Linked DNA regions of Homo sapiens: region 1 is linked to region 2. Evidence: chromatin loops called from intact Hi-C (ENCODE). Cell type or tissue: Caco-2. All regions are shown on one strand. Links, peaks and the distances in the headings refer to the core of each region. The heading gives the core; the rest is flanking DNA.

What was found. Peaks named below come from ENCODE experiments on the same cell type or tissue, not always from the same donor. Only the 100,000 strongest peaks of a DNase experiment are listed, where the experiment ranks them.
Region 1: a loop joins it to region 2, with 3 times the contacts of the local background. A loop is called at or near these places in 2 of 110 quality-filtered maps.

The regions. Positions count from the first base shown.
Region 1 is chr10:54,976,966-54,993,763 of GRCh38, reverse strand. It overlaps a transcript of PCDH15 not described here. Among named protein-coding and RNA genes, the nearest start is that of PCDH15, 180 kb to the right of the region's middle. In Caco-2, for the core only: a CTCF peak has its summit at 7,791 (motif pointing left); no DNase peak of the experiment used is centred there.
Region 2 is chr10:55,402,374-55,419,171 of GRCh38, reverse strand. It overlaps a transcript of PCDH15 not described here. Among named protein-coding and RNA genes, the nearest start is that of PCDH15, 610 kb to the right of the region's middle. In Caco-2, for the core only: no CTCF peak of the experiment used is centred there; a DNase peak (open chromatin) is centred at 8,371.

The sequences.
Region 1 (16,798 bases), core at 3,141-11,140, 420 kb after region 2:
ATTCCTCTCTTTTTAGCACCATTTCCAGAGATATCTCAGCATGTTCTTGTTATCTGGTGTCTTAAGAGGCTCTACCTCACTTGTGTTTTTTCACAGCAAAACTCATGAAATGTGTTGTGTGTTGCGTATTACTACTTTTTTACCTCTAGTTCATTCATCAGCTACTCAAATTCAGTGTGAATTTGAGTAGCTGTCCAATATCCATTTTGTTAAATACAAGATACCTCTGGAAATAAAGTCTAAGTCATCCAAACAAAAGGGATCCCTCTATTTCTACAAGATTTCCTGATGTTTTCTTAAGAGAGTCGACAGAATGTTTCATAATTCCATTACAGAGGACATAGTCAAGCAGGTATTCATGATTTGTGGCTTAATGTAGATATTGCAGTTGCATTTCTCATATTGCATATAGCAGATGACCTACCTGTACTCTCACACCCAACCTCAGAAGCTTTCAGTTCTATGGCTAATCAAATTTGGCTATAAGCAACTCAGCTTCAGATCTTTATTTATTCTTCTGACTTTGAGGTCTTTAATTGTTTGTTTAGCCTGAAAATTTCTTTGAATTCTTCTATTTCCCTCATCGACCCCCATATTCAATCTGTCCCCAAGTCCTTTCAGTCGTATCTCAAACCAATCTCATATGCATCTGGTTTTCTTTATATTCAGTGTCTGTACACCATGCTAAGCCACCATAATTCTTCCTTTACAATACTACAGTCAAGATCTATCAATACTACACCAAGATCACCATCTTGGTGGAGTTTCTGCTATTCCAACTTCCCTGACTTACTTGGACTATTTTCAACCAATTCTATAAAGAGCAGCAAACATTATCTTTTAGTATTGAAAATAAGGTCGTGTGATAAGTCTGTGAGACCCTTATCTCTAAAATATAAATAAATTAAATAGTAAAGCAAACCAGAGACCCAAAAGCTAGCAAGGAAATCTCTCCATCTATTATTTTTGCTTATCTTCATGTTGACTTCACTTTTTTTTTTTTTTTCTTGAGATGGAGGATCACTCTGTCGCCCAGGCTGGAGTGCAGTGGCCTGATCTCTGCTCACTGCAAGCTCCACCTTCCAGGTTCATGCCATTCTCCTGCCTCAGCCTCCCGAGTAGCTGGGACTACAAGCGCCTGCCACCACGCCCGGCTAATTTTTTTTTGTATTTTTAGTAGAGACAGGGTTTCACTGTGTTAGCCAGGCTGGTCTCAATCTCCTGACCTTGTGATCTGCCCGCCTCGGCCTCCCAAAGTGCTGGGATTACAGACGTCAGCCGCTGCGCCCGATCAACTTCACCCTTTTTCACTGGATTCTCAGGTATAAGAGGATGTTGCTGAGGGCGGGTCTGGTTTTCTGTCCTGAAAACTTTAGGTCAACTGACTTGAGCTGCATGCTCATCCTCGTATCCTTCGTTACGAAGTTATTGCCTCAGCTTGGATCAAGTGTTCATGTTTTGACCAGTAGTTATGATCAAGAGGACATTTTCACTTAAGACAATTGCTGTTTACACATTGATCAAATGGCAGTGTGGTGGAGAAACATATTTTCCATAGAAGTGAAGATGGATTTCTCAGAAATAAGTAGTACAGGGTTGGTAAAATATTTAATAATACATTTTCCTTCAAGAGGTTTATATTATAGAGTGATTTTTAAAAAATTCTTTATTTTTTCTTTTAAATATAGTTAAATATTATCATCATAGAAACATTTGCATCAATCAAGTAGGCATTTTAATTTTGGGGAAATAATATGAGAAAGCATGTTACAAACTGAAAGATATTATATAAAATATGTTAGCCGTTGTCTTATTTGTAAACTCAAATAATAGTTTTGAGTTTCTAATGTATCAATTATTTAATATTTTAAATATATACTAAAAGCACCTTTGGAAACAGTATGCCCTACTTAGTTGCTTTTCAGCTAGAATATATTTCAATAAGGCATAATATTATAAAGCAAGTTTGTAAAAAGACATCAGTTTTATTTTCAGCTCCACTGATAAATAAGTCGAGTGATTTTAAATATCTCCTCACCTAGCTGATCTAACTTTTGCCATTTATCCCTAAGAGACATGTTGAGAAGGTCAAAATTTTTATCATAGCCGCTGTCTTTTAAATGAAAAGTGCCTGAGGTATGTAAGACATTACTAATATTTTAATGAAAAATCATGGGATAAAAACCAGAAATCTCATCTTCTGATCAACCATGTTTTAATTATGTCTGTGACCCTGTGTGTATAAAATTAGTAATTATTTGAAAGGCCAAGATGGTTTTCAGTTTCAAGTTTATGTCTATTTACTTTTTATTGACCCATTAAAGTAAAATGTTTGGTTATATACAGTATACATGCCCAGCTTTTCTCTTTTTTCAATTACCTCTATTTCTAAGGTTGAGAAAAGAACTTTTCCTCAGATAATTACATCCATCTACTCAGTAAGTGGAACAATATATTTATATGAATTCAGTTATCATTGTTACATTACATTAATGTTGTTGAAGACAAATTATGCCCATTGGTTGGTAATAATGCTTTTTATGCAAGAAACTAGCATTCTTAAAAAGACAGTGGTCAATACTATTGATTAAACAACATATTCACAAATAAGTATCCATGCTGAGCATGCATTCACTACAAAGTATCTTTCAAAATCATGTCCAATAGAATGTAAAATGCAAACGAAATGAAAGTAAATTGGGACTTCAAAGCAAGAAATAGAAACTTACAAAAATATTGTGGAGCTTTATTATTTTACAAATGATTATTACTAGGAATTAGAATTGTTTTTTTTTTCTTTTAAAATTTTATTGGGGAAGATTTGAATTGCCATAATAGTTTGGAGCAGGCAACTGGAACTAGTTAATGTTCTTTTGTAAATTACTATGAGAAAACTAAAACAGTATTATTATCCTGAGGGGATTTCCTTTCCTTTCTATTTAACATTCAAATATATTCATTTGTCATTCACCTGACCAGAGACCAATCCAGTTTAAAACTGAAAGGATAAAGAGAGATTTGAATATTGCCAGGATCCTTGAAAAACTGACTAAAATGGCAACAGATATGAACATAAACATCTTGTTGGTCATCTCAGAATTTCTAATTTGCAATGATGGTTTATATAAACATGTACTGTATGTATTACCTAATTTTAAAAATATCTCTGCACAAACAACACTGGGTAGAAATTGAAAAAGAGTTTGAAAAAGTGGTAACCAATTTCAATGAAATTTATTTATTTTTAATTCATGATTTTCAAAATAGAGAAAAATAGCTAGAAGCTAAATTTATAACTAGATAGATGAGTCTAATAACTCCTACTTAGTATTCCATATGTCAAGCAATCTTACCAGACATTCCCTGAACTGTAAAATGCTTAGGGGACATTTTCTAAATCCAGTAATCTATTTAATACCTTTAAAGCACTATTTTTTGAAATGTGATGTGTCATTTAAAAAAAATGGTATTTTCTACTGAAGTAATCATGGGAAATGCTGATACAAAAAAAGTTACACAGATATATTTACTGCAGAGTTTATTAAGGCCTTCAGTAAGCCAATTTTCATAACAGATCTCCAAGAAATGCTATGCTTTGTGTATTAGTCTGCTTTCATGCTGCTGATAAAGGCATACCAGAGACTGGGCAATTTACAAAGGAACGAGGTTTAATGGAGAACCCACAGTTCCATGTGGCAGAGGAGGCCTCACAATCATGGCAGAAGACAAGGAGGAGCAAGTCACATCTTACATGGAGGGCAGCAGGCAAAGAGAGCTTGTGCAGGGGAACTCCCCTTTTTAAAACCATCAGATCCTGTGAGACTTATCCTCCATCATGAGAACAGCATGGGAAAGACCTGCCCCTATGATTCAACCACCTCCTACTACTGGGTCCCTCCCACAAGATGTGAGAATGCAAGATGAGATTTGTGTGGGGAAACAGCCAAACCATATCATTCCTCCCCTGGCCCCTCCCAAATGGCATTTCCTCACATTTCAAAACCAATCATGCTTTCCCAACATTCCCCCAAAGTTATAACTCATTTCAGCATTAGCTCAAAAGTCCATAGTCCATTGTTTCATCTGAGTAAATAAATTACCCATTTCAATGGGTAAATACAGCCATTTCAAATGGGAGAAGTTGGCCAAAACAAAGGGGCTACAGGCCCCATGCAAGTCCAAAATCCAGCAGGGGAGTCAAATCTTAAAGCTCAAAAATGACCTCCTTTGACTCCATGTCTCACATCCAGGTCATGCTGATACAAGAGGTAGGTTCCCATGGACTTGGGCAGCTCTGCCCCTGTGGCTTTGCAGGATGTAGCCTCCTGCCTTCTGGCTGCTTTCATGTCCTGGCATTTAGTGTGTGTGGTTTTTCCAGGCACACAGTGCAAGCTGTCAGTGTATTTACCATTCTGGGGTCTGGAGGAGAGTGGCCCTCTTCTCACAGCTCCATAAGGTGGTGCCGAGTAGGGACTCTGTGTGGGGGCTCTGACCCCACATATCCCTTCTACACTGCTCTAACAGAGGTTCTTCATGAAGGCCCCACCCCTGCAGCAAACTTCTGCCTGGGCATCCAGGTGTTTCCATACATCTTCTGAAATCTCGGCAGAGGTTCCCAAATCCCAATTCTACGCACTTGAAGGCACAACACCACAGGGAAGCTGACAATGCTTGGGGCTTGCACCCTCTGAAGGCACAGCCCAAGCTCTATGTTGGCCACTTTCAGCCATGGCCAGAGTGGCTGGGTTGCAGGGCACCAAGTCCCTAGGCTGCACACAGCATGGGGATCCTGGTCCCGGCCCAAGAAACCACTTTTTCTGCCTAGGTCTCAGGTGTGTGTTGGGAGGGCTGCTGTGAAGATTTCTGACATGCCCTGGAAACATTTTCCCCATGATCCTGGGGATAAACATTTGGGCTCCTTGTTACTTACGCAAATTTCCGTGGCTGGCTTGAATTTCTCCTTAGAAAATGGGATTTTCTGTCCTATCACATTGTCAGGCTGCAAATTTTCTGAACTTAATGCTCTGCTTCCCTTATAAAACTGAATACCTTTAACAGCACCCAAGTCACATCTTGAATGCTTTGCTGCTTAGAAATTTCTTCTGCCAGATGCCCTAAATCATCTCTCTGAAGTTCAAAATTCCACAAATCTCTAGGGCAGGGGCAAAATGCTGCCAGTCTCTTTGCTAAAACATAACAAGAGTCACCTTTGCTCCAGTTCCCAGAAATTTCCTCATTTTCATCTGAGACCACCTCAGCCTGGGCTTTATTGTCCATATCACTATCAACCTTTTGGCCAAAGCCATTTAATGAGTCTCTAGGAAGTTCCAAACTTTCCCACGTCTTGTCTTCTTCTGAGCCCTCCGAACTGTTCCAATCCCTGCTTGTTACCCAGTTCCAAAGTCACTTCCATATTTTGGGGTATCTATAGCAGCAGCCCACTCTACTGGAGGCATCATGCTACCTGACTTCAAACTATACTACAAGGCTATAATAACCAAAACAAACCAAAACAGTGTGGTACTAGTACCAAAACAGACATATAGACCAAGGGAACAGAAAAGAGACCTCAGAAATAACATCATACATTTGCAACCATCTGATCTTCGACAAACCTGACAAAAGCAAGCAATGGTGAAAGGATTTCCTATTCAGTAAATGGTGCTGGGAAAACTGGCTAGTCATATGCAGAAAACTGAAACTGGACCCCTTCCTTATACCTTATACAAAAATTAACTCGAGATGAATTAAAAATTGTAATGTAAAACCCCAAACCATAAAAATCCTAGAAGAAAACCTAGGCAATACCATTTAGCACACAGGCACGGGCAAAGACTTTATGACAAAAATGCCAAAAGCAATTGCAACAAAAGGCAAAATTGACAAATGAGATCTAATTAAACTAAAGAGCTTCTGCACAGCAAAAGAATCTATAGTTAGAGTGAACAGGCAACCTACAGCGTGGGGAAAAAAAATTTTGCAATCTACCCAGGTGAAAAAGTTCTTATATCCAGAATCTATAAGGAACTTAAAAAAATGTACAAGAAAAAAAAAAAACATCAAAAAGTGGGCAAAGGATATAAACAGACACTTCTCAAAAGAAGACATTTATGCGGCCAAAAAACATATGAAAAAAAGCTCAACATCACTGATCATTAGAGAAATGGAAATAAAACCACAATGAGATACCATCACACTCCAGTCAGAATAGCAATCACTAAAAAGGCCAGAAAAATATAGATGCTGGTGAGGCTGTGGAGAAATAGGAATGCTTTTACACTGTTGGTGGGAGTATAAATTAGTTCAAACATTTGGAAGGCAGTGTGGTGATTCCTCAAGGATCTAGAACCAGAAGTACCATTTGACCCAGCAATCCTGTTACTGGCTATATACCCAAAGAATTATGAATCATTCTACCATAAAGATACATGGACACATATGTTTATTGCAGCACTCTTCACAATAGCAAAGACTTGGAATGAACCCAAATGCCCATCAATGATAGACTGGATAAAGCAAATATGGCACATACACCCCATGGAATACTATGCAGCCTTAAAAAAGGATGAGTTCATGTCCTCTGCAGGGACACGGATGAAGCTGGAAACCATAATTCTCAGCAAACTAACACAGGGACAGAAAACCGAACACCACATGTTCTCACTCATAAGTAGGAGTTGAACAATGAGAACACATGGACACAGGGAGGGGAACATCACACATTGGGGCCTGTTGGGGGCTGGGGGGCGAGTGCAGGGAACTTAGATGACTGATTAATAGGTGCAGCAAACCACCATAGCACACGTATATCTATGTAGTAAACCTGCATATTCTGCACATGTATCCTGAAACTTAAAGTAAAATGAAAAATAAAAAGTTTTTCAGGAAATTATAGATTATTGCTTGATAACTCTAGGGATGGCAAGTTTTACTATGTAAATTTCCTGATAAAATTTCATGATAAATATATATGATATGCATATGAGAAAAATATGATGCATTACACAGGCACATCAAAGCGGTAGTTACAATAATGTGTTATAAAACAGTGATTATGAACACAACACGGAAGTTTAATAGCTTGGCTTAAAAATTCAGCTTCACCACATTTTATCCATGTGGCTTTGTTGAAAGTTTTCTGAGCTTCAGTTTTCCTACCTTTATAATGGAGATAATCATAGCACTGATTCATTATCTATTAATATAATTACTAACTTAGCATCTTGAAAATGATATTGAAACTGACTCTCTCACTCCTGCTAAATAATTCAAATACAGATTTATTTTGAATTTTCAGAGTTATGTCTAGTGGGAAAATTCAGTAGAGAAAAGTACAAAATCAGATATAAATAAAATATTAACTCACATATTTTCCCTCTGGAGTTGTACTTTTCCAGATATATGTCATATTTTTTTTTTCTCAATCCTGTGTGCCTAATGAATTTCTGGCTGTATTTTGCTCTTGCTTGGTACCTACATGTTTCAAGTTTTTGTCTCCTTACTTATTTGACTTGACAGAAAGCTACAGTGTATCCCCTGCATAGTACCCGTGGGTGCAGCCTCTCCCTTAACACTTCCCTTGATGCCCTTCTTTAGCTAGGGCAAGACTAAAGCACATTTCCAAGATTGCACTTCATTTAAAAAAAAAATACAGGGCATTGCATTTGAGCATAAGACAACAAGATATTCTCCCAAATTTCTTCTTCCTACTTGTCAAAAATGACAAGAGAAAGAAATTCCACAGAGGATTTTAAAAATAGGCCTCTACTTCAAACCCCAGGTTGAATTTTGCCTTATGTTATTTTAAATCACATGACTCTAAGGCCTAACGCCACCTAGTGTCAACTTTTAATTCTATTCAAATAAGGCATGTCCTGTTTGTTGTGAGATGGTAAAAGTGTGTTCACTTTATTATTATTTTTAAACCATAAATATCCTATTTATATGTGAGACATAGGTATGATCCCTGACTTACAATGCTTCAACTTAACAATTTTCCAATTTGATGATGGTGTGAAATGATATACATTCAGTAAAGACTTTACTTTGAATTTTGAATTTTCTCTATTCCCAGGCTAGCAATATGCTGTGCAATAGTCACTTTTGATGCTAGGTAGTAGTAGTTAGCCACAGCTTCTAGTCAGTCACCTGATCATCAGGGTAAATAATCAGTACTCTATGGTGTAACGTGTTGCCAGATGATTTTGCCCAACTGTAGGCTAATGTAAGTATTTTGAGCACATATAACAAGGCTAGGCTAAGTTATGATGTTCATTCTCTTAGGTGTAATAAATAAATTTTCAACTTGTGGTATTTTCAATTTACAGTGGATTTATCAAGGCTCTAACCTCATTGTAAGTCAAGGAGCATCTATACTACATATTAAATACTTATGCATATGTATATATGCATACATCTGAGTATAAACACAAATATTTGTATGTGAATATATGTGTATATCAAACTTCTATCCCTTTTTATTGAGAGTCCATATCTCTTTTCAATTTCTTAAAAGTTTACTAAGATTCACAAATTGTATATAGATACCATAATATACCTAAGGCATGAAATTAGTTATTGCAAATCTAATGTTAAACATTAATTTATTAGAGTGAAGAATATAAAATTGCCCATTTTGTAGGTCAAAAAATACTCTAATATCTTCATTTTTACACGTGGTTTAGCCTAACATATAGGTCATATAATGTTGGTCAAAGCCCTGGGAGGGTGGAAAGGGTGTGATACTTTTACTTACCCATCATAAGGGTCATGGCTAATACTCCTATAACAAAAGTCAGGATAACAAGAAAAAACTCTTACAAAATTACTTAATCAAAGTTTCATGTGACAGAGAAGACTTCAGAAGAGACTGAAGGACTGGGAGACCAAAGGACTCAGGGAAAACTGTCTTTAAAAAAATTTTTTTGGAGACAAGATCTCACTCTGTGGCCCAGGCTGGACTGCAGTGATATGAATGTGGGTCACTGCAGCCTTGCTTCCTTGGTTCAAGGGATCCTTCTGCCTCGGCCTCTTGAGTAGTTGGGACTACAGGCATGTACCATGCCCAGCTAATTTTTAAATTTTTTTTGTAGAGACAGTGTCTTACGATGTTGCCCAGGCTGGTCTCAAACTCCTAGACTCAAGCAATCCTCACACCTCAGACTCTGAAAGTGCTGGGATTACAGGCATGCGCCACTGTGCCCAGCCAAAAGCTGTCTACTTTTATGCTTAAGTTCAATTAAGAATGGACAGCCATGTAGAAAATGTGATTGGACTAAGGATATGCTGATGGTAACAGACTGAGAAACACAGCAAGGCCTGTCTGTTCAGATTCTTGGCTTCTCTGTGTTGCATTTCTTCCTCACAGGCATGGGGCAGGATCTCTCTGTAATGAGAGTCTCCAAGGGAAAAAGGAGAAGGGAGAGAGTGACTACTGTAAGTTACCGTTATGACTTGCGTGGGGAGAGGAGCTCTAGCTTCAACCTTCCTTGGGGAAGGTAAATTTTGGTTTCCCTCACTTGTGGGGAGAAGAGGAAAACAGGGGTAGAGACAAGAGGGCAGGAGAAGATCAGAGGGACCTTGTTTCTCAGGCCTTTCAAATCTTCAGGTTAAAGTATTCAGCATGCCAAGCCACCATACTTTGGGGTGTCAGCTTCTGAGCCCTGACAGTCCCTTCATAGGAATTGACCTCTAGTCATGATCTAAAGCCTTTACTTTTAATTCCCTTCTTATAATTCTCTACTTACACTTTCTAGGTGCCTCCTCCTCATTTCCTCAATCCTTGGAATTCCAGAAATCCATATATATAGCGTTTATGCTACTTTCTAACTTTCTAATGTGGAGTACTTGAATCACTTTCTATCAATTGTGTTATCTCTGTTTTTACAGGGAATGGGGAGGAGGTACAGAGTGGAAGAGACATTTTGGGAGACAGGGAATAAACTCACTTTTTAATCATTTGTAGCCAAACAGAGCCCCAAGGAATTTGATCCCACCAAAAGAAATAGCTTCTTTCTATCTGGGATCAGCTCAGATGATCAACACCAGCCATCATTAATAGTACTTTTCCCAATTACTTTAGGATTAAGAATCATACTAACATGAACTGCTAAGGTTATAATAACATTTAGTGAGATGAACAATAGGTTCAGACTCTTACTGAGAAACTTTGGGATAGAAATTAAATTAATCAATAGTGACCCTGGGTTACTATTTCTTCTCAGGCCTGGTTATTCCAAGAACACTTAGTTGTCTCCAGGACAAATAACTTGCTAAGCTCTATTTCCTCTGGTCTTATGTAGTACAAAATTGTGAGTCACTCACCATGCATGATGTCAGCATACATTTACTGTCAGCATACATTTAAAATTTTTTTTCATGACAAGGTTTACACACTATTGGTCAATTTTTATATTATTTTGACCTTCACATAGAACTGAACCATCATATTGTTCAGAAATAACAAGATCAGCCTAAGAACTACCTGATTGTTCTCTTAGTCTTATTTGATTATGCTAAGGTGACAAGTACCTAAAGTAACAGTTGAGATAAAATTAGCTTATAATTTCCAAAGGATTTGATGGATAAATCAAGTATTAATATTTATAATATTTAAATTAGTTTTAACATGTATTTGAATAGGCTTTTCATTGGTAGTGTTTGTGTTTCCTAATAAACTTGATATATGCCTACTCAGAGAAGCTTAAATCATTCCTTGATTGTTCAGAACATAACTTGTAAAATCAGACTGAATGTTGTAAGTAGGCTCTACATTATGTTAGCTCTATTTTGGGGGGTCAAATTACTCAAGCTGTTGGAGTCTCTGTTTATATGCCTGTAACACAGGGATAGAATCTAGCTCCAGGGGTTTTGTGAAGATTGGGTTTGATAATAAATGCCAATGTGTAGTACATAATTATTAATATTTGCTAGATATTATCAATATAATGCTTACATTTTGAGGGTAAAAATCAGCAGTAAAATTGCTAGGTTAACAAAGAAGCAATGCAAAACTTATGCAGTTAATACTAGGTTGTTGCTGAAAAATTTTTAGAAAGTAGATTTTATAAGATTTTACTAATGCCCAAAATCTTCACTGTAACAACCATATTGTTGGACTCTTTTTGTGTAATGTATTTATCATTATCCTTTAGCATCTCATCAAAGCCCTAGGATAGTTCATACATATTTGCAAGAGGTGAACCTGAATTTTAATCATCATCAGATTATGAGTAGTAAATTGTGTTTCTCTCTTCTAAAATATATTTCCTATAATTCCTACCTATGCAAATAATATTTCTTCTTCAAGTTTTATCTCAAGTGAATAATGTTCTGATGCTTGCTTGATTTACAAACTTGATATAGATAAACTTTGACTCTTTTTGAAGCTATATAGTTTTGGGTCTAGGCTACTCATATGTTAGGTTTAATTATAATTTTCTACATACTGTTTAGTTTATCTTCACTGTTTTTCAAGTACCCTAACCATAGGATTGTGTCTATATTGCCTCTAGCATTTGAAATATAATATTGAAGACAAGAGGAGTTCAATAATGTTCAAGATTATTATCATCACTTTACGTCTCTTTATTGAAAGATACCCTATGCATAATTGCTGTTTATTTATAACAGCTTTGTTTTTTGAACGGCTCTGAAGTAAGGATAAGATCATCTGTAAATCCAACGTTCTAGGCAGGCCAGGTGCAGTGGCTCACTCCTGTAATCCTAGCAGTTTGGGAGGCTAAGACATGAGGATTACTTGAGCCTAGAAGTTTGAGAAGAGCCTAATCAACAAAGTGAAGTCTCTTCTATAAAGAAAAAAAAAAAAGGAAAACAAAATGTGCACCAAGAGTTCTAGCTACTCAGGAGGCTGTGGTGGGAGGATTGCTTGAGCCTGGGAGTTCAAGGTTGCAGTGAGCTATGATTGGGCCACTGCACTGCAACCTGGGCAGCAGAATGAGACCTTGTCTCAAAATTAATTAATTAAAGGAGGTGGGGGGTTCCAGGAAAAATAAGTAAACATGTAAACAAACAAACTCTGAAGCTTGGCAGCAAATTTCATCAATATTACTTATTGTGATTCTGCAGAAAGAATGGAGAATATATTGACACAAGAAATATTCCTTACGATTAGGCCAAGTTTTCAAAGAAAAAAACCCTTTTGTTTAGTTTAATTTTAAATCTCTTCGTTATTATCTCTTGGCAATCTGGTTTGATATGGAGTAAGCCCTACCATTTAGAAATTTTCATCAGTCGTGTTTTGGCAGGTGCTGACTTCTGTGTTAACTAACCAGTAGTTATATCATAGTTGATTTCAGGATACAAAAATAGCCAATAATACCTCCTTATAGAAGTATACAAGATAAAAAATTGTATTCATCAGAATTTTCCAGGGAGTAGGGTAGTGAGCAAGATATGTGAAGGTAGGGATTTAGACTCATGATAGTGATGGAATTTGGTATGGCAAGGACAAAAGGATTTTAATTGGTGAACAACACATCCATGGGGTTTACATTGACGAGAGAAGGGGAGGAAGCTGGAGATTTCACCTACTGCTATGAAATGTATTGGGATGGTGAAATGTATCTAAAGAAGATTCGTTTTGAGTTTTTGTTTGTTGCAGCATTCCTTTGTGTTCCCCATTGAGGAGAATCAAAATGTAGATATATTTTTCTTCATGGATTTTGGATACAATTTGAAAGTATTAAATGCTTTTTGCCCATTTTTTTTTAACTTTGATGGATGGAAACACATTTCAAAGTGGCCCAAATGAACTTGGGTTACAACATAAGATGTACGTTTCATTTTATACATGTTTTAAAGAAAGTTCACTTTCTTTCTGTGAGCAATTTTCTATGAAAATCAGGTAGATTTTTTCACTCATTTCTATATTCAATTTCTCTACTCTGAAAAAATGAACTCAAGAGCCTTATGGTATGCCACGGTACAATTTTAATATCAATAAATCGTCTATTAAATTACCTAATAGAAAAATACACCTAAATTTGAAAAAAATCAATTTAAATTATGAATGAATTTGATTGAAAAGTGTAACATAAAGAAAAGTAGAGAATCAAACAAAAGAAAATACTCAGAAAGTAAAAGACATAATGAGACTAATTTGTGAATTTGATAATGTTTATAGTGTATCAATATACTACCACATATAGTAGGTCAAAATGAGAGTTAAAAATCTAGGGTGTATAGTTAATTATCCAGATAGGTTGAGAAAAATGTGCAGCCTAAATATGTTACTAAATGCAGAATACTTGAAAAAGAGAGGAAAATGTAGAAAACAGAAAATAATTTTCTGTTTAGGGGTAATGACTTAATGGTAATTCAATAAAATAAGAAATATAATAAAATAAGAAATGTTTTGCCTGGTGATATTTTTTAATTAAAAAAAGAGTATTTACTCTCTTTTCATTAGATGAATTGAAGATACATCAAGGAAAATTAAATATAGATATGTGTAAATGTTATACTTAGAGCACGCTAATTGGCTTTGTGAGCACATTAATCTTTCTTTTGAAATGGATTGTTTGCTGGTATTAATTATGCCTAGTATTCCATTATTGGAATGCCAAGCATGTGAAAGTTATTTATATCCTACTGCTCAAGGTCATCTCCAAGGTTTGATGGCAAAATTTCAAAAAATTGCAACCTCAGGCATAAATGGGTTAAGGTTTTAAATCTGTAATGGATGGCCACCAATCATTGCCCATTTACTGGTTAAGGAGAGCAATTGCAGATGTTCACAAATGTTAAATATACTACAAAATATTGTCACTATTATTGAAGACACATTTATCTACATTTCATTCCTGGAACTCTGCAATTCTACAATTTTATATATCATTAACCAAAATTTATCTTAGACAAGTATTGCATTAAAAAGTATTTAAAATCTTTTTATGTTACAATATGTTACACATATTGTATGTTACACGTAGAATATGGCCAAATAATATTTAGCCATAAAAGATTTTGTTCTTTTTTATGGCTAAATAATATTTCATTGTATATATGTATCACATTTTCTTTATCCATTTTTCTGTTGATAAAAATAAAATTCTGGTTTTTTTTTTTTTTTTTTGAGACACAGTCTCACTCTGTCACCCAGGCTGGAGTACAGTGGCACAATCTTAGCTCACTGCAACCTCTGCCTCTTGGGTTCAAACGATTCTCCTGCCTCAGTCTCCCTAGTAGTTGGGACTACAGGCACGTATCACCACGTCTGGCTAATTTTTGTATATTTAGAAGAGATGGGGCTTTGCTGTGTTGGCCAGGCTGGTCTTGAACTCCTGACGTCAGGTGATTTGCCTACCTTGGGCTCCCAAAGTGCTGGGATTACAGGTGTGAGCCACCTCACCTGGCAGGAAAATAAAATTCTTTTGGATCCTAGTCTCCCTCTTGAAGCCACAGAAACAAGTCCAGCTTCTTTTCACAAGAGAACTATTCAAATAATTTGAAGTCAATTACCATGAACTTCAGTAATTTCTTCTATAAACTTTTATTTCTATTTCAACTATCCATTCCTCATATAGCATTGTTATCACCATAACAAATCATTTCTGAATGGTCATTTTACCTTTAAAAAATGCAGTGTCTTGCTTGAGAGTATTAGCTTTGGAGCCATATCACTCTGTTCTTTACTACATATGTGACCTTGGGCAATTATTTAATCTCTCTGCACCTGTTTCTTCACCTATAAAATTGATAAATAATATTTACATCACAAGATTGTAGCTAAAATTAAATAAATTCATTTTATTATAGCACTTATAGAGGAAGGAAAGTAATTTTCTTTTAACTCATTCTGAATTCTTAGCTGGGGTGCCCTATGACAAAAGACAGACTAATAAGAGAAATATGAGCAAAATTTTACTAACATGTATACCTCATGTAGATGTGGAAGAAATGTAGAAGAATTAGTAAATCTTAAAGAGATAGCTTTGAACTCAGGCTTAAATAGCATCTCAAATAAAACAAAGTAACAGGAATGTTGAGGGGGGCCAATTATGGGAAGATGACCAAAAAGCAGGTAAAAAAGGTAGAGTTTGATATGCAGATTTAAGTCAATGCCTTTTCCATTGATTACAGTATCTATTAAATCTTCTCTAGTGAGTCTTCTTGGAAAACAGAGAGATAGACCCACTTAAAAATGGACATTTTCTTCATAGATGTAAATTTCCCTACAAAAGGGTAACTTTGTTTTTAAAGCTTCTTCTGTGTCTACAGCTTCCCAACATAATCAGCTTATAATAGTTCTTATGCAAATAGGCACAATTTGGGTGGCATATTCTAATCTGTTATACACTTATACAAGTCTTGGGCATTATTGACATTATAATAATTGTAAAATTATCTCTACCCTCATTCAAAGTAGTCGTATAACATGCACGATTTTTACCAGTTATAATACATAGTCTACTCATATTGTTTTGACTATCACTAAAATTCCAAACTGAATCCCCACTACTTCACAGGTATAATTGCTAAACCCAGACTCCCTGTGTACTTATATAATTGAGGTTAGTGCTAAACTTTACCTTCTCTATATTACCTTTACTAGTTTCAATTTATTGTTTCACCTTAGCCAGTTTGGCTGTCATAACATTATTATTTCATGCATTTAGGTTTTTATAAAAATATTTTGTCATCAATATACATTCATATGTATGATTGATGTGCTTTCTCGAATTTAATTCAGGTTATAGGTAAGAAATATTAAGAACTAGGCTAAGACTATAAATTGACTAAATGCTATGAGAGGCTTTCCCAAAGAATAAAATTGTACATAATTTAGATAGTTTTCAATATTGTCCTTCTGATAATTATTCTATCTGAATGTCCTTATGTTAGTTAACATGTGCTATATGCTTACAATGTTTCTGTAAGAATTTGTCAAATATCTTTATGATAAATACAATGTTGTGAATACCAAATACAAAAGGACACTGTATTTTTGTTACCAGAAAGGGATCCTGATCCAGACCCCAAGAGAGGGTTATTGGATCTTGCACAAGAAAGAATTCAGGGAAGTCCACAGAGTAACGTGAAAGCGAGTTTATTGGAAAATAAAAAAAATGAAGGATGACTATTTCATAGGCAGAAAAGCCCTAAGGGCTGCTTATTGGGCATTTTTACTATTATTTATTCATCATATGCTAAACAAGGAGTGGATTATTCATGAGTCTTCCAGGAAAAGATTGGAGAGTTCCTGGAGCTGAGGTTTGGGGTTTCTCCCCTTTTTGGACCCCATAGTGTGACTTCTGGATATTGCCATGGCGTTTGTAAACTTTCATGGCACTGATAGGAGTGTCTTTTAGTGTACTAATGTACTATAATTACAGTATAATCAGCAGTGAGGATGATCAGAGGCCACTTTCATAGCTATCTTGGATTTGAGGGGTTTTGGCCAACTTCTTTACCATCACGTTTTATCAGCAGACCTGTATCTTATGACCTGTGTCTTATGAAACCAGTCCTACTGACCTTCTTTCTCATCTTGTAAGAATGCCTAATCTCCTATGAATGCAGCCCAGCAAGTGTCAGTCTCATTTTACCCAGACCCTATGCAAGATGGAATCCCGCTGGTGTGAAAGCCTCTGACACTTTCATCATTTTCCAATCTCTTAAATTTAAGAAATAATTGAGTTCAATCTGTTATAACTTACTCTTAAAGCAGTTGTGCAAGTTACCAGTGAATCATTGTTCTTTATGGTCATTTTAATATTATTTGAACAAATGAAACCACCTTTGAAAGATTATGACTGTGAGAAAATCTAATATTCTA
Region 2 (16,798 bases), core at 3,855-11,854:
TAGCCATCTCACATTTGTTCACATGCCTTACAGCTGTATTGTCTGCCATCTCATTATCATAGGAAGTTTATTATGCTGGGCTTCAATTTACAAACCCACTTAGAGATATATGAGGTTTCTGCATAAACTTTTCTGTGTTTAAAAAATTGCTATTTTGTCACACTTTTAATTCAACCTTATAAAACAAATATAATACGTAGATATTATAATGTTTTCAAAAGTAGGAATATATAAAAAGAATTCATGAGGAAAACAGCATTCTCCAACTCTTCCTCATCTACAGGGCTAAACTTTATAATAACTTCTGCTTTAATTATTTTAAGGTTTGCCTCCAACATTTCAAAAATACTTATTTAATTTATCAACAATAAGAGAACTTGTCAAATCTCTCCCATGAAAGATAAAAGTCTGATTTTATTATGACTTTCATTTCTTTTTTCTTCTAATATTAAATTCTTATATTGTCATATTTACCTCTTCTTTTGATTATTTCATAACCTTAAATATGAAGTTACAAAATGTCATCCAGAGTTAGAGGCCCATCTTGCCTGTGAGTTCTGTGTGGTCTCCATCATGTGCTAAAAAACAGTTAAATATCTGGTGGGCGGCTGCTTGCAATAGCACCAGTCCAGCATACATTTTCTTACACTCGCTGTTTTCTTTTACTAACTGATATGCCTTAGGCACTGGTGTTTGCAGTTCCTATTTTAGAGTATAATTTTGTCCCTATTTTCCACGTTTTAGACATTATTTTGATCCCACTACGCACATAAGGCAGTATTCCAATTATATGCCATAGAGAATGAGAGTATCAGTGCCCTGACTTTCCTCTCCAACTCCAATTTCCCACAATCAGCAGCACTTTTATTTTCAGAAAAGCTTCATATTTCTAATGTTGTTAACAGTTACATTCTGCACTAAAAATAAAAACAAGACATTCTTTGTTCATAGGTTGGCTATAAATGTTGAAGAGTAGTAAAAAAGTCACTTTCATTATTATGACTATTATTATGATGTTATACCCTTTATTTATTTCTTGACCATGTACTGTTCTATGATTACATTTCCTTTTGTTATGATTTAGATGCTTTGAGTCCAAAGCACTTCAAAGGTAGAATTTTCCTACCTTCAATCCCAAAGAATTATCTTTTCCTACTGGACATTTTTTGCTTAAAAGTTGTTTCTCATTTTAGTTTTCTTTATATATGCACAATGATTAGGTGAATTTTTATTTTTTTTCTTGAGATACTAATTGCATTTTTTTCTGGTTAAGCATAAAATTATTTCTTGTTAAAAACAATAAGATGCATTTAAACATGAAGTACAACTCTAATCCTAAATCTTCTCTTCTTGTTGTGTTCTGGGTGGGTTCTGTTTCCAAAATCCAATCTCACTTGTTTTTTTTTTCCCTTCATTTTGCTGGAATATATCCTCAAGTAAGACTTTAAAAATGGATCCCAGCAAATAAATTTTCTGAGTCCTTGTCTGTTTGAAAATGTATTTATTCTACCCTATATTTTGATATTTCTCTGGCTAAAGAATCCTAGCTTTATGAATAATTTTTATTCCTAAAAACTTTAAGAGCATTTCGTCTTCTATCCCCTACTATGGCTGCTAAAATAAAAGATTTTTTCTTTTATTATGCATTATTTTGTTTTGCCATTTTGTATTATAGAATACACATGAGCAAATACCTCTGTAAAAGGGGAGATAGCAATTATTTGTGCTTTATATTTTACATATTACTTTTCCTTTTTTATAATTTAGATGCTTTTGAGTCCTAAGCACTTCAAAGGTAAAATTTTCCTACCTTCAGTCCCAAAGAATTCTTTCTTCCTTTTGGTTATTCTTTGCTTATAATGTCTTTCTCATTTTAGTTTTATTTATAGCTGCACTATGATTTGGTGAATTTTTATTTTGGGGGCCACAAGATCTCAATCTCTGCTGCTGTAGTTTCAGTGCTAACACAGCGATGGATAATATGTGAAAATTAAAGAGTGGCTATGTGCCAATAAAGCTATTTATGGAGAATGAATTTGAATATGATACAATTTCCAAATGTCACAAATACAGTTTTTTAAATTTTTTTAAACAATTAAAAAATATTCCTAGCTCATTGGCCATACAAAAGCTCAGCATGAGTGCTAGGCTTGACACATACAAAGTCTTTTACTGACACCCTTTTGCTTTTCATATGTCTTTATAGTCCCTGTTAGAAAATTTCACAATGCTGTGTCAACATGTTTCTCCACTGAGCCTCTTTTTATTTATCCAAGAGGGCATTATTAAACTCACAAATTAAGATCTCAGAAAATATAGGAATTTTGTTTGTTCTGTAGTGACATCACGTGACAGACACTAGCTTAGATGTCTATATATGAAATTGTATATCAGAAACTCAAGTAAACTTTTGATTGCTTTCAGCCTCACCTGTCCCTTTAATTCTCTGTGGCCAGGGTTAACTTTAACCCAGCAGCAAAGCCCTCAGAAAAGATCTTGAGTCCCACCTCTACGAGGCCCTCCTGTTAAACTCTGAATTTAGCTTTTCCTGCCAACTTTATCCTTCAAATTGCTCCATATGCTTTTCTTTTTCCTCAAGTTTGATGATTCCCCTGATACCCACCCCTTAGCCCTGAACCCCATTTTCTTCTCTTCACTGTTGTCAATTTATTCATTTTTGTGCTATCATAATTTTATTTTAGGAGGATCCTAGAAGTGATAGATGACATATGTAATTACATAGTCATCCTGAATAAAAATGAAAACACTTTCATTTACATTAGATTCTCTTCCATGAGAATATGATGGATAGCAAGGCTTACTTACAATGGTTATCATTGCTTATTCATCTGAATTGAGGCTAACTATAATAGCTTAAGTTCCGATAACCAGGAGAATGTAGGTATTTTCTTGTTGTTCTGTTTTGTTGGGGTTGTGGAGGATGTTACTAAGGGAAAGAACAAGGATAGAAAATATTGCATAAAACCTATTAATTTTAGTATTTATAATGAAAAACTAGTGAAATTACTTTTTTAGTGTTACTTTTTTGTATATTATATATGTCTTTCTTTGGGAGTCAAGATGTCAAGTTTTTTGTTTGTTTGTTTGTTTGTTTGTTTGCTTGTTTGTTTGTTTTTTTGCCTTAAAAGCTTTTAACAGTGTGGGTTTTCCCAACTGTGAAATGTTGAGCCTGTTTTTGAAACTTGAAATTTGCTATCGACAAAAGCAAATTTGAGAAAAAAAAATATGGCTCTTTATAGATATTGCTAAGACAAACTTTTCATGGAACAACCTCAAAATGTCCTAATAACATTTTTCAGTCAACTCATTAAATTAGCAGATTATTTATGAATGGGTACCTCAGTCTTCCCATTGAGATGTTAAGCCAAAATCCCAAACACAAGTCATTTCTATTTCCTTTAGTCAAGGTAAATATGTACTTTTGAGAGTACATATGAAAACAAGATAATCATGGCCAACTTCCAGCTCCAACATTATGCTTCATGAGGACATTGATTTTATTTCATCCTGGTATCCAAACCCTTAATATGATCTAACTTGAAAATTAGTGATTTACTATAGCTAGTTAATAGATACAATTGGTGACCCTTGTTTAGCATACTTAGAAAAGTGGAAATTTGAGAAATGAGATTATCATAATCAGAAATGGAGAAAGGTGTCCAATTGTAAAACGTCCTTTTATCTCCTCTAGTTTTAAATCTCAGTATTTGGAATGTCAAATACTTTTTCCAATGGATCCTAAAATAGACTATATTGGGCAATTTTCTGTTTATTATATGACCAAGGAAAAAATTAAAAAGGATTATTTTAGCAGTGCTCTGATAGTTTATAAGGCAGTAGACAGTCTGTAGGATTTCTACTCTGAAATATAAAGAACATATTGCAACAAGAAGAGATTCATCTCTGGAATACAAGGTTTATGTAACATACACAAATAAATTAATGTAATACACCACATTAACAGAATGAAAAAACTACATAATCATTTCAATAAGGGCCAAAGAGCATTTGATAAAGTTTCACATCATTTCATAATAAAGTCTCTTGTTAAATTAGGCACAAAAGGAAACTCCCTCACCTTAATAAAGGCCATTTATAAACATCTTACAACTAACATAATCAATGGGAAAGCATTTCCTCTAAGATCCAAAACAAAAAACAAGCATGCCCATTTTTGTCACTTCTACTGAACATAGTGCTAGATACTAGCAAGAACAATTAGACAATAAAAATAAATAGAAGGCAACTAAATCAGAAAGGAAGAAGTAAAACTATCCTTATTTGCAGATAACATAATCTTATATGTAGAAAACCCTAAAGACTCTATACACAACACACACACACAGACACACACACACACACACACACACACACACACACCCCTTGTTAGAAATAATATATGAATTCAGTAAAGTTACAGGACACAAAATTAACATATAAAAATCAGGTGCATTTCTTTACACCAATAATTATCTATCTAAAATGAAATCAGTAAAACAATCTCATAATAGCATCAAAAAGAATAAAATATTTATTAATACATTTAACAAAGGGAATGAAACATTTGTACACTGAAAACTGTAAAGCATTGAGAATTAAATTGAAGAATACATAAATAAGTAAAAACGTATTCTGTGTTCATGGAAGAATTAATACTACTATAATGTCTATGCTTACCCAATGTGATATCCAAATTCAAAATAATATTCAAATTTAATGCAATTCCTTTCAAAATTTCAGTGGCACTAGAAATAGAACTGATGGGTGAAATGAATCGTGGATTTTTTATTTTGAACATTAAGAACTACTCTTCATCGGGTTGTACTACTACTACTTAGCAGTAATGTATGAGTATACCAACCTACACACCTAATACTATAGTGGTATTTGGTTCTTCGTCATTCTGAGTTGGCTTTTTAAATTTAACCTATTTTCTATCCTCTTAATGACAAAGCATACTTAAATACAAAGGCACACTTTTAATGAGGCAAGATAACATTGTTAAGAAAAAAATTTTATGATTTTAAAATTAAATACTGTGAAGCCATTGTTCATTATTTAGGATTTTAAAAAACTTTTTCCTATTTTAAAATATATTATTAGGGATAAAAATATGCTGAAATACATTTTTTCTAATAAACTGTTATAATATTATCTTACTCTTATATCTGTGCAATATTTCCTATTACATGTCTTGAACAAATGCACACACAAAGACATGGTTATTTTTGACTGCATATATATATGAGCTAATGAGCTAACTTCAAAGTGGGATAGAAACTTGACCACTCTTCATTCAATATGTGATTTTTATTTTATTCAGTTTTCTCTAACCTAAAAAAAATATTTCCGAGCTAACTTGTATTCAGAAATTGAAGAGATTTCTGAGATTAAAAAGTGTGTTAAGATGCAATCCAACACTTGCTTATAAAGACACATTTTAACCTGAAAAATGCTTTGTATATCATTTAATATCCAAAATTTACTATAGCATTTTTGTGAGAAACAAAAGGAAATACTGTAAAATGTATCGTTTATTTGAATAACTGAGTCTCTTTTGTTTAAAGTTGAAAAAAATACATAGATAGATATATAAATCCAAATATATAGAATTTTTACTAGTATAAGTCCCCTTCTATTTTAGAGCAGACTTCGTCTATTCCCTTTAAATGTAAAAGTTGTCTATCATAGACCTTTTAGAAAAGTCTACACTTGGAACATAGAAGCATCCTAATAAAATTCACTTATATAGTCCTTTAAAATATGCTAAACATTTTATTTAAAATATTTAAAATATGCTAAATATTTTATTTCTACAGCATAAAGTCCATGAAAAGAGGAATCTTTATCCCTTTTTTTTTATTGCCAGGATTTGAAAATGTGGAACAAACAATAAGTGCTCAACAAATATGTGAATAAATGAATAAATGTAAATTAATTTTAATTCCTATCAGATTTATAATAATTGGTAGAAGGCATTTATATTCTTAATAAATATTTTTAATCTTCTGCTGGGTAAGAATTATATAAATAGTGGTATTAACATATACCCTATATGTGTTTTACAAACTAAACTAGTTTTTCATAAGATTTAGTTTATTCATTAATGATGCATATGTTAGATGACGGTCATCATTTATAATAATGTATGAATCTCCTGCAGCTTCAGGGTAACTAGTGGTTTTGTTTATTCTTTCAATTATACAGACACAGTTGCAGTTCAATTTGCCGTGTGTGTGTGTGTGTGTGTGTGTGTGTGTGTGTGTGTGTGATTATTGTTGAATTAATCTTTTGTCAGGAATGAAACTTAGAGAGATGTATGCAGCAACGTGTACTCCCAAAGTAAATATGGCTGAAATTTTCTCAAACAATACTGAAAATTTCAGGAACATCTCGTATTATTCTGGTTCTCTAATATTTTTGTCTTCATAGCTATTGAAATAGTGCAAAAATCATAAAATATTTTTAGAGTTTTGTGTTAACCTCTCAAGTGTTCTTTTGTATTCCAATGTTTTTTCCATTTTATTAATCCCTCTACCTTATACTTTAGCCATTCTTTATATAATTTGATCTCCCTAATACTTTGCTTTTCTTTTAAAAAATACTTTATTGTGCCATTCATAATTTGAAACCAGTCTTCCTTTTAAGATTTCTCTCAGGGTACTTCTTTTATGTTCACTACCTAGCCACACTCCCCACTCTACTCTATTGCACATATGCAGGCATGCTTTTGTCTATCAAGCATTCTAGGTACAGTTTCTAAGGCCTGTTAACTTACCTAGACCTACAAAAACATGGGAGATGTCAAGAGAATATTGGCCACAGAGGTTTTTTTAAAAAGGAAAAATCAAAGTCAACATTTATCTAAATTTCTAAAAAATTATTAATTGTATGCCAACTAGTCAACTGCATCTCAAATCCCCTCCATTCAGTGAGAGACCCAGATACAGCTTAATAGTTACTTGATGTGTGATGGAACTTGCAAACTAAGAAGCTCAGTCCAAGAATTTCATAAAGCCCTCATCCGTTTGATTCTTTTATGCTGCTCTGATGTTTTCACATTTGCCCCTCTGATCATCATTCTCTTTCTTCTTCTTTGTAAACATTTCCAGCCCCTCCAGTCTCAAACATCGCAGATTGTAAAATGTTTTCTATATTTCTAAATAGCCAATCATTCCCACTGGGATTTCACAGTTTATCTACCTATCTATATATAATATCCTTGCATCTATCTATCATTTATATGTCTATCTTAATTTATCTTGTTTTTCTGTAATTATTAATTTTGCAGCCTCTATAGTTTACCTAACTGCAGGATTATCTGTGAAGGAGACACAAATTATGCCTAAGACATAATAGATTCATCACTTATTTACAGAATTAATCAATGACAATTTACTGCTTTCTCTTTGACTAAGCCATCAGTTACATCTGACTTACACAGTGGATAATTGAAGAAAATCTGTTTCGTAGTCAATTTACCTCTAAGGATGTAGTAGAATATATTGAAAACTAGTGTAAACTGACCAAAAATTAGGTTGCAGAATTTAAAGAAAATACTATATGAATGACATCTTAATGCATTTTCATAGCCACTGGGAAAAAAATACTTGATAAGGCAAATAGTAGTTTAGGGGCAGAAGTGTTAACTATGCCTTGGAGAGAGTATACCCTAATTATTACCCAAGTAGTAGTAATAGTAGGAATAATTTTTCTTGTTGTTTTGCTATTTATTACTAAAAGAAACATGGTATATTACATATAATTGGTAATAATATTTGTTAATTTTAGTTCACAATTATAGTAAATATAAATTATTTATTGAATCTGTTTTGTGCTGGGTATTATGATAATCAGTCTAAAAAGATAATGTCATTTTCTTTGATTTAATTATTCTAGCAGCACTGGGCACAGTTTTACAGCTGAATAAACTAAGATGTAGAGACTTTAACTTAATTATACAAGGAAGGAGGAAAGGAAAGATTCCACTAGTGTTTCTAAATTCAAATCCGGTATGATTAACCACCTAAAATTGCTACACTAAGGACATGAAATCCTGTTTTTCTTCATCATTTCTTTAATCTTATTTTCTTCCTTTCTTCAATTCCACCTTCATTACTCCCAATTTTATTAAAATTGCTTATAAAATAGTAAGTATTCACTCTATTCAGTGCTTGGATTTTTTTTCAGTAAAGGCACATTCAAAGTAATAACTGAACACTGGGAGGGTGCCTACTTGAAGGGCCTGTGAGACCAGCAGCAATAATGCGTACATGTCTAGTAATAGCCCTAGAAAACGCAAACACCGGCTTGAACATGGGGAAATGGGACTGGGAGTGGCACAAGAGGTCACTGTTGCTGCTTCCTTGTCTGACATTTGGGAGGAGTTAATTACTGAGCAGCAGTTGTTTTCTCAGCAGACAGCCTCCAGAAAGCAAAGCTGGCAGGCCTGCTTTCCAATAATAGCCACTGATCCAGCCATTGTTTGGCACAATGAACCAAGCTCTCTGCTCCGGGAAATGTTTCATTGTATTATCTGGGATTTCTTCCAGCATGGATCCCATCAGAGAGAATTGCTTTATCATATTATTTTTGACTGACGGGGGTAAGACTCCAGGTTTTGCTTTTCTAAAAATTATCCTGCAGCAAATCAGCTTTGATTACGGATAGAATTTACAAAGCTATTTATTCTTCGTCTCATTCCCCAGTCTCAGGAACTCCAGAGTGAAATCCAGTATGATATCAGATTATGTGGTATCTCTTAACTTCCAGCTTCTAAACCTGTCTGAAGACTTAGGAAAAAAAATTAATGAAGATTCACTCATGTTATTTCACTTAAAAGTGAACCTATTCCAGCTGGCCTCCTTCTCAGTCCTAGGAAAGCCAATACAGTGTTCAAATATGATCAAGAAAATTCACATTATATTTCTAAAAGTGAGTTACAGCTTATATTAATGGCTTTATGTGATATGTAATTTTTGGAGCAAAACAAACATTTATGTAAGTACCTAATAGGGAGAGTTAAAAAAATCAGCTATAATAATAACAATAATAATAACAAAAGCATAATAGTTATCCCTTATTTAATACTCACTATATACCAAGCTGTGCTAAGCCCTTTAAACACATTTTCTAAAATTATCTTCAAATAACCCTAAGAGGTAGGAAATATCATTTCAGTTTTTGTTTAAAACCCACATTCAGAGAGTTGAGTTAATTATAGCCTTCAGTTCTTAGTTCCTATCATGATTGGCCTGTAAGCACAAATTTCTCTTTTTTATTAGGTACGCGTATTTAATATGTTCCTCCTTTCCAGTCCCCATGTTCATTCTTTGCTTTCTCAAGGGCAAATTAGTACTTTAATGTCTTAATATATGTCCCTGGATGTGCACATATTTACATAACTTTGCTAAATACACAGAGCTGTGTATGTTTTTACTTTCTGTAACTGCTATTTGCTATAGATTTTTCTTTTCTATTTTTTCAGCACTATATTTTAACCATCTACTTATGGTGCTGAATGCATATCTATTTTGTTGTTTCTAACCACTGAACGGTATGGTGATCTACCATATGAGCACCCACTTGCATGAAAGGTAATTTTGGCTGGCGTGTTGAATAGAGGAGAATCAGGGAAACAAACAAACAAAAAAGCCCACTGAAGTATTTCAAGTTACAAAGAAACATCATTTGTACCTTACTGGCTTTTCAGTGAAAATCATAAAAATAGGCCAGATTCTGCATATGTTTTGAGTGATTTCATGATTGGACAGTAACATGAGAGACAAAAACAGGAGTCAAAGATGATGCCAGGGTGCTGGGGCTGAGCATGTAAAAGAATGGAGTAGTCATCAGATGAGGTGGAGACAGTAGCAGATGAAGCAGGTTTGGTGGGTTCACTAGGGGTGCTACCGGGGCAATGTGAAATCTGAGGCACTTTTTATGTATACACATAGAGATGTGAGTGGGCAGTTGATGTTCAAGTGTGAAATTCAGGAGAGAGGTCTTAGCTGAACTTAGGCATTTTGGAGTCACTGATCTATTGAACACACCTACAGTGAGATGTGTTCAATTACTGAGAAGCACCTAGGACAGAATCCTGAGATACTTCAACATTAACAAGTGGTACAAATCAAGAGATTCCAGTAAAAAAGACAGAGTGTCAAGTGAATTAGGATAAAAACATAATGCCAAGTAAAGAAAAAAAACTTTTAAAAGGAGATGGTGATACACCATGCCAAATATTTCTTATAGATTAACAAGCAGAGAGCTTAAAATTGTCCATCGGGTTTGTCATAGTGCAGATCATCCATGACTTAGATAAGATGAGCTTTAGTGAAGTGATAGCAAGGAAGTCTGATCATAGAGTTGTAAGAGGGAATGAGACTAGACGAAACTACTTAAAAATGGTGATTTCCAGTATGTTAATCACTCTGCATTTGTGATAGCTGGGGGTAGAGTAGCATATGTGTCCATTCTTAGAGCATATGTACATATTGTATACCATTTTTAAATTTCTGGCATAAATCTTACTTCAATATTTTAATGTGATTTTGAATATAGTTAGTATTTGATTTGGGCTTCTCAAATTTATGTTCTTGAGCAAATTGAGCCTGTGTTTTCCTTTGTCTCATATTGTTCTTTACCAAATTTAGAATCAAGGTTATGACAGGGCCAGGTGCCTCATGCCTGTAATTCCAACACTTTGGGATGCCAAGGCAGGAGGATCACGTGGTCAGGAGTTCAAGACCAGCCTGGACAATATGGTGAATCCCCGTCTCTACTAACAATACAAAAAATAGTAGGGCGTGGTGGCAGGTGCCTGTAGTCTCAGCTACTCGGCAAGCTGAGGCAGAAGAATCGCTTGAACCCGGGAGACAGAGGTTGCAGTGAGCCGAGATCGCACCACTGCACTCCAGCCTCAGTGACAAGTGAGATTCCATCTCAAAAAAAAAAAAAGAAAAAAGAATCAAGGTTATTTTATTTTAGTCATAACATGAGTTAGTGGTTTTCTATCTCTTTCTGTTTTCTGCAGCAAAAGTTGAACATTTGGTAGAACTTAACTGTAAAATCATTGGGTTCTGTGATGGCAAGTTATTGGTTACCATCTTGGTATCTTTATGGTTAGTGTTGGAGAGCACATTTTTGGTGCCTCTGTGAGATCTCCTTTGATCCCTTTTTGCAGCTTACATGTTCTCCTCCACCTACATCCTGTATGAATTGCTGCTAATTACTTGTCCTTGAGACTTAGAGATGATAGCCTTTGGTCAAAAGGCCTTGTTGAAGTCTTAGCTTAAGATAAGAGACTATTCAGATTCTTTATTTCTTCATGCATCCATTTTCAGATTTTATACTTTTCCAGAAATTTAGGAATTGTTGCCTTCTCCTTTCTAAGAAATGCGTCTTATAAGTAATCAGTACACATGCTTGTGTGTGTTTGTGCATGTGTTTGTGTGCATGTGCATATATGCATGCACTTTGGAGGTTGACTAGTGAGGCTCACTGGCCAGAAGTCTGCCTGTAAATCCTCATAACTGCTTGATGCATCAGATCTTTTCCCTGCTGGAGAAAATCTCCCCTAAGATTCACATTAATCTTTGTTGATAGAGACTTAGAGAGGTTTAAGAATGATAGACAGGAAGCTTGATAGATGAAAGAAGTTAGACGATAGTTTTTCAAGCAATTCTCATCTTGTGAAGGCTGTTTTTCATGTGGAAAAGAGAAGAGTCTATAATACTTCTCCATCTCTCTATGTAAAGGACATCAGGCAGTATTTACCCATTTGAACTCTAGTTTTTATCCCTGTCACTACCAAAAGGACATTGCTCCAGACATTCCCTACTCTTTTTCTTGTACATCATCAATTATTTTTCTGATGTGAGATCATCCAAGATGTACGAATATACAGTTATTTTTTCTAAGTTAAAAAAGGAGGTATTCCCTCGACCAATCTTGGCACGTCGGTTGCCTTCACATATCTCTGTTCACATTTTCTACAAAACCATCCATGTATCTTCAGTTCCTCAACACTCTTTCTCTCCTACACGTCTCCAATCAGGCTTTCATTGCTACCAGTTCACTGAAGTTCATCATGTCAAGGCCATAGATGATCTGCACTTTGACAAATTCAATGGTCATTTTAAGCTCTCAGCTTGTTAACCTATAATAAACATTTGGCATCGTGTATCACTATCTCCTTTTTTAAAAAAAGAATTACTTTCTTTACTTGGCATTATGTTTTTATCCTAATTAACTTGTCACTCTGTCTGTTTTACTGGAGTCTCTTGTTTTATACCACTTTTTAATGTTGAAGTATCATAGGATCGTGTCCTAGGTATTTCTCAGTTATTGAACACACCTCACTCTCCTGTCAGTCTCATGCATTTCAAGGCTTTAAATACCATTCATAGGTCAGTGACTCCAAAATACCTATGTCCAGCTCAGACCTCTCTCCTGAACTCCACACTTGAACATCCAGCTGCCTACTCCTGATCTCTATGTGGATACCTAAAAAGTGCCTCAAATTTAACATTGCCCTGGTAGCACCCTCAGTGATACCAACAAAGCTGGTACATCTGCTATTGTCTCCACCTCATCTGATGACTACTTCATGCTGTTACATGCTCAGTCCCAGTACCCTGGCATCATCTTTAACTCCTCTTTTTGTCTCTCATATGTAACTAGCCCATTATGAAATCTCTCAAAATATTTTTAAAATCTGGCCAAATTTATCATTTTCACTGCAAAGCCAGTAAGGTACAAATGATGCTCCTTTGTCACTTGAAATATTTCAGTGAGTTTTTAATTGGTTTCCCTGGTTCTCCTCTACTCAACACACCAGGCAGAATAACCTTTTATACAAGTGGGTGTTCACTTTAGTTGTCTCTTCAAAAATAAGTTATCTGTCCCCTTTTCACTCTTGGTAAAAGCTACAGTCCTCTCATGCATACAGGATCGTATGCTTTTTTACCCCTGTTATTTTACTGACCTCATCCCCTGCTATTCTCCTGCAGGAACTCTAGCCTCTTTTCCATTACATGAACATATTTGGGTACTCTGCTGCTTTATGCCTTTTTTTTTTTAGATGGGAACATGCTGCCAACTAGATAGCCACATGACTAAAAATCTATCATCACTTCCTTCAAATCTTTGCTCAAATACAATTTTCTCATCGACACTGACTCTGATTACTTGATTTAAAATCAAATATTTCCACTTCTACTACTAGAACACCCTATTAAACTTACCTGGATCCTTTTTTTTTTGCATAACATTTGTAAGCTTCTAACATTAAAAATAACTTTCTTGCTTATTATGTCTGTTTGTATTGTCTGTGTACCACTACTAGAATTAGGAGCTCCATAATGGCATGGAATTCTCAGTATGTTCTGTCTGCAGAGGTTTTCGAGTAGTGTGGAAAATACTTTTATGGTAGATGTACAATAAATATCTGTTATATAAATAAAGTTTCTTATATATTTAGTTATACTTTATAAATTCTGAAGTTACATCTTTTCTTTGAAGTGCATATCATTCTAATTATAGAAATACAAATTATGTTAAAACACCTTTTGTAATTAGTTGCATGTTAATTCCAAAGATACTCACTATATGTTAATGAGCTTAGAACACTACAAAAAATTATACAGAGGCAACTTCCATTTAAATTTGAAGTAAATAGATAAATGATTTAAGTTAGAAAAGGCAAAGGCTGAAAAGATGACACATATGAGTGATGTTAAAAGACAGGTATTTAAAGCCAAAGAAGTCTTTCATAGATAAAGATTACTCCTTTATATTATGACAGAATACTACACATTATCTTTAATTACATGACATTAAATTGTATATATATATATATATATATCTGTTACCTCACACTACATATACACATATGCATAAATTGGCATGTGGGTATTGTGTGCATAGATATATTTATATTCATTAATGAGATATATATCGCTCTATAGAAAATACATAATTCATCCACATATTTGGTAGGTACTTCCAAAACATCATTTTTCTATCTTTATGACTTATATTTTATGCCCTGATTCCAAAATAGTGTGGCAATATAATCTTTTTCATTGGTTGTTTATTCATGTGTGCTAAGTTCAAGTTCAGAACATATTTCTGAACATTTCTGTTCAATTAAGTACCACTTTCTAAAGGTCAACTGTAAGCTAATTAGGTGGAAGAAGACTTGTAGTTCATAAATGACCTCATATGACTTCAGATATATTTGATGATATTTGGTTCACTTAGATAACTAGTTGTATCAGCATGCTGATTAAATATAAATATGTAGACTTCTTTAGGCTTTTATTTAGGTTTAGGTATGTCTGATAGTATTTTTTATTATAGATATTATTTATATAAAATTCTTCTTGTATTAAAATACACAAATTAAGCATCTATATTTTTATACATTCAAATGTTAAACATATTAGTCCTTTACTCATTCCCACTAAAGACATAATTATGACATTCGCCAGATATTTGCCATTAGAAATAGGATATACACAATATCCCCAGCTATCTTCTTTGAGGTGTATTATACTTTTTGGGCTCGAGTTCTAACCCATATATTCATATTATATGAGAGCCATGACTCCCCACTTATAGTCTGATCACTGCATTTTATATATAAAACTGTAAGAAAAAAAGAACGTTTGGTAATAACATATCTTATACTCATCAGATTATAATAAGTAAAATTATGCTAGTGACGCTCAGAAAAAGTGCCATTGCAAAATCCTAAGCGCTGTCACAGGATAATAGCGTTTTCCATCATGGAATTAACAGAGCATCTGTGTCTCATCAATCATAATATCTGTGGTCACTTTGCTGGTGTGCAACGTTGTTCTTTACCATCATGGGTTGCTATGCTGGTTTGGTTAATAATGTTGGCGTCTGCTATAGGCTTACTGGTATGTTCTTGTCTAGATTCTGCACTTCCCAGAGAATTGGGACTAGGATAGCTCTTCCTAGATATTCCAATATCCCAAGAGGAAAATGTGGGGGGTATTCTTATTAATCTAACTATACATTTAAACATATTTTGTCTATATTTACATCTCAGTAATTGCTCTTTTTTATTAGCATCCACAGATTACAGTGTGACACAACCATCCAGCAACTTTAACTTTCCATAGTTAGACTGTATCCATTTAAACTTCTGTTTTCAGACACAACCTGAAAAAAGTGATTGTTGTCAACATAAAAGTGATTAACTTCTTCTATCTGGGGTTTAACCTCAGAAAGTACTTGAATACTGGTCACTGGTTCTAAAACTGGTTTGTTAATGTCGTTTATAGCCTGTAAATTTAAAAAAATCATCTTGAACGTCAAACAGACAAAGCAATACTGAGCAAAAAGAACAGAAATGGGGCATCATACTATCTGACATTGAAATACACTACAAAGCTATTGTAACCAAAAACAGCAAGGTATTGCTATAAAAACAGACACCTAGACCAATAGAGAACCTAAACAAAGGTGCTGAGAACATATATTGCGGAAAGAACACCCTCTTTAATAAATGGTGCAGTGAAAACTGAGTCTCAATGGGCACAAAGAAGGAAGCTAGACCCCTATCTCTCACCATATAAAAAATCAACTCAAATAGATTAAAAATTAAATATACTCAAAACTATAAAATTCTAGAAAAAATCATGAGGGGATGATGTAAGAGATTGGTGTGTGCAAAGATTTTATGGCCAAGACTTCAAATAAACAGGTAATAAAAAGAAAAAAAAGGCAAATGGTACTATATTAAACTAAAAAGCTTCTGCATAGTCACAGAAACAATCAGCAGAGTGAAGAGACCACATGTAACATGGGAGAAAATATTTACAAACTCTTCATTTGACAAGGTACTGACACCTGGAATATATAAGGGACTCAAACAACTCACCAGCAAAAAAATAAAAATATAAAAATAAAAAAGCCCACAAATATTCCCATAAAAAACTAGGCAAAGAATCTGAATAGGTATTCTTCAAAAGAAGGCATTCAAATGTCCAACAGTCAACATCACTTCAAAAGAAGACATTCAATCCGTTAACAGTCAACATCACTAATTATCTGAGAAATGCAAATCAAAACCACAATGAGATATCATCTCCTACCCCAGTTAGAGTGACAATTATCAAAAAGACAAAAAATAACAAACGCTGGCAAGGATGTGGAGAAAAACTCTCATATACTGTTGAGGGGAATGTGAATCAGTACTACCATAATGGAAAACAGTATGGTTGTTTTTCCCAAATCTAAAAATAGAACTACCATATGATTCAGCAATCACACTACTGGGTATTTATCCAAAAGAAAGGAAATCTTTATATCAAAGGGACACCTGCACCCCCATATTTTTTACAGCATTATTGATAGTAGCCAGTATCAGGGATCAACCTAAGTGTCCATGAATAGATAAATGGAAAAACAATATATGGTTTATATACATGATGAAATTTTATTCAGACATAAAAATTAATGAAATCCTGTCATTTGTAACAACATCAATGGAAGTGGAGATAATTATATTTAGTTAAATAAGCCAGGCACAGAAAGACAAAAATTGTATATTCTCACTTGTGGAGTAGAGAGTAGCATAATGGTTATTAGAGGCTGGAGAGAGAGGAAAGGTTGGTTAGTGGGTACAAACAGACAAGTTAGACAGAAAGAATAAGTTCTAGTGTTCCATTGCACAATATGGTGACTACAGTTGAAAACAACATATTGTATGTTTCAAAATAGCTAGAAAAGAGGATTTGAA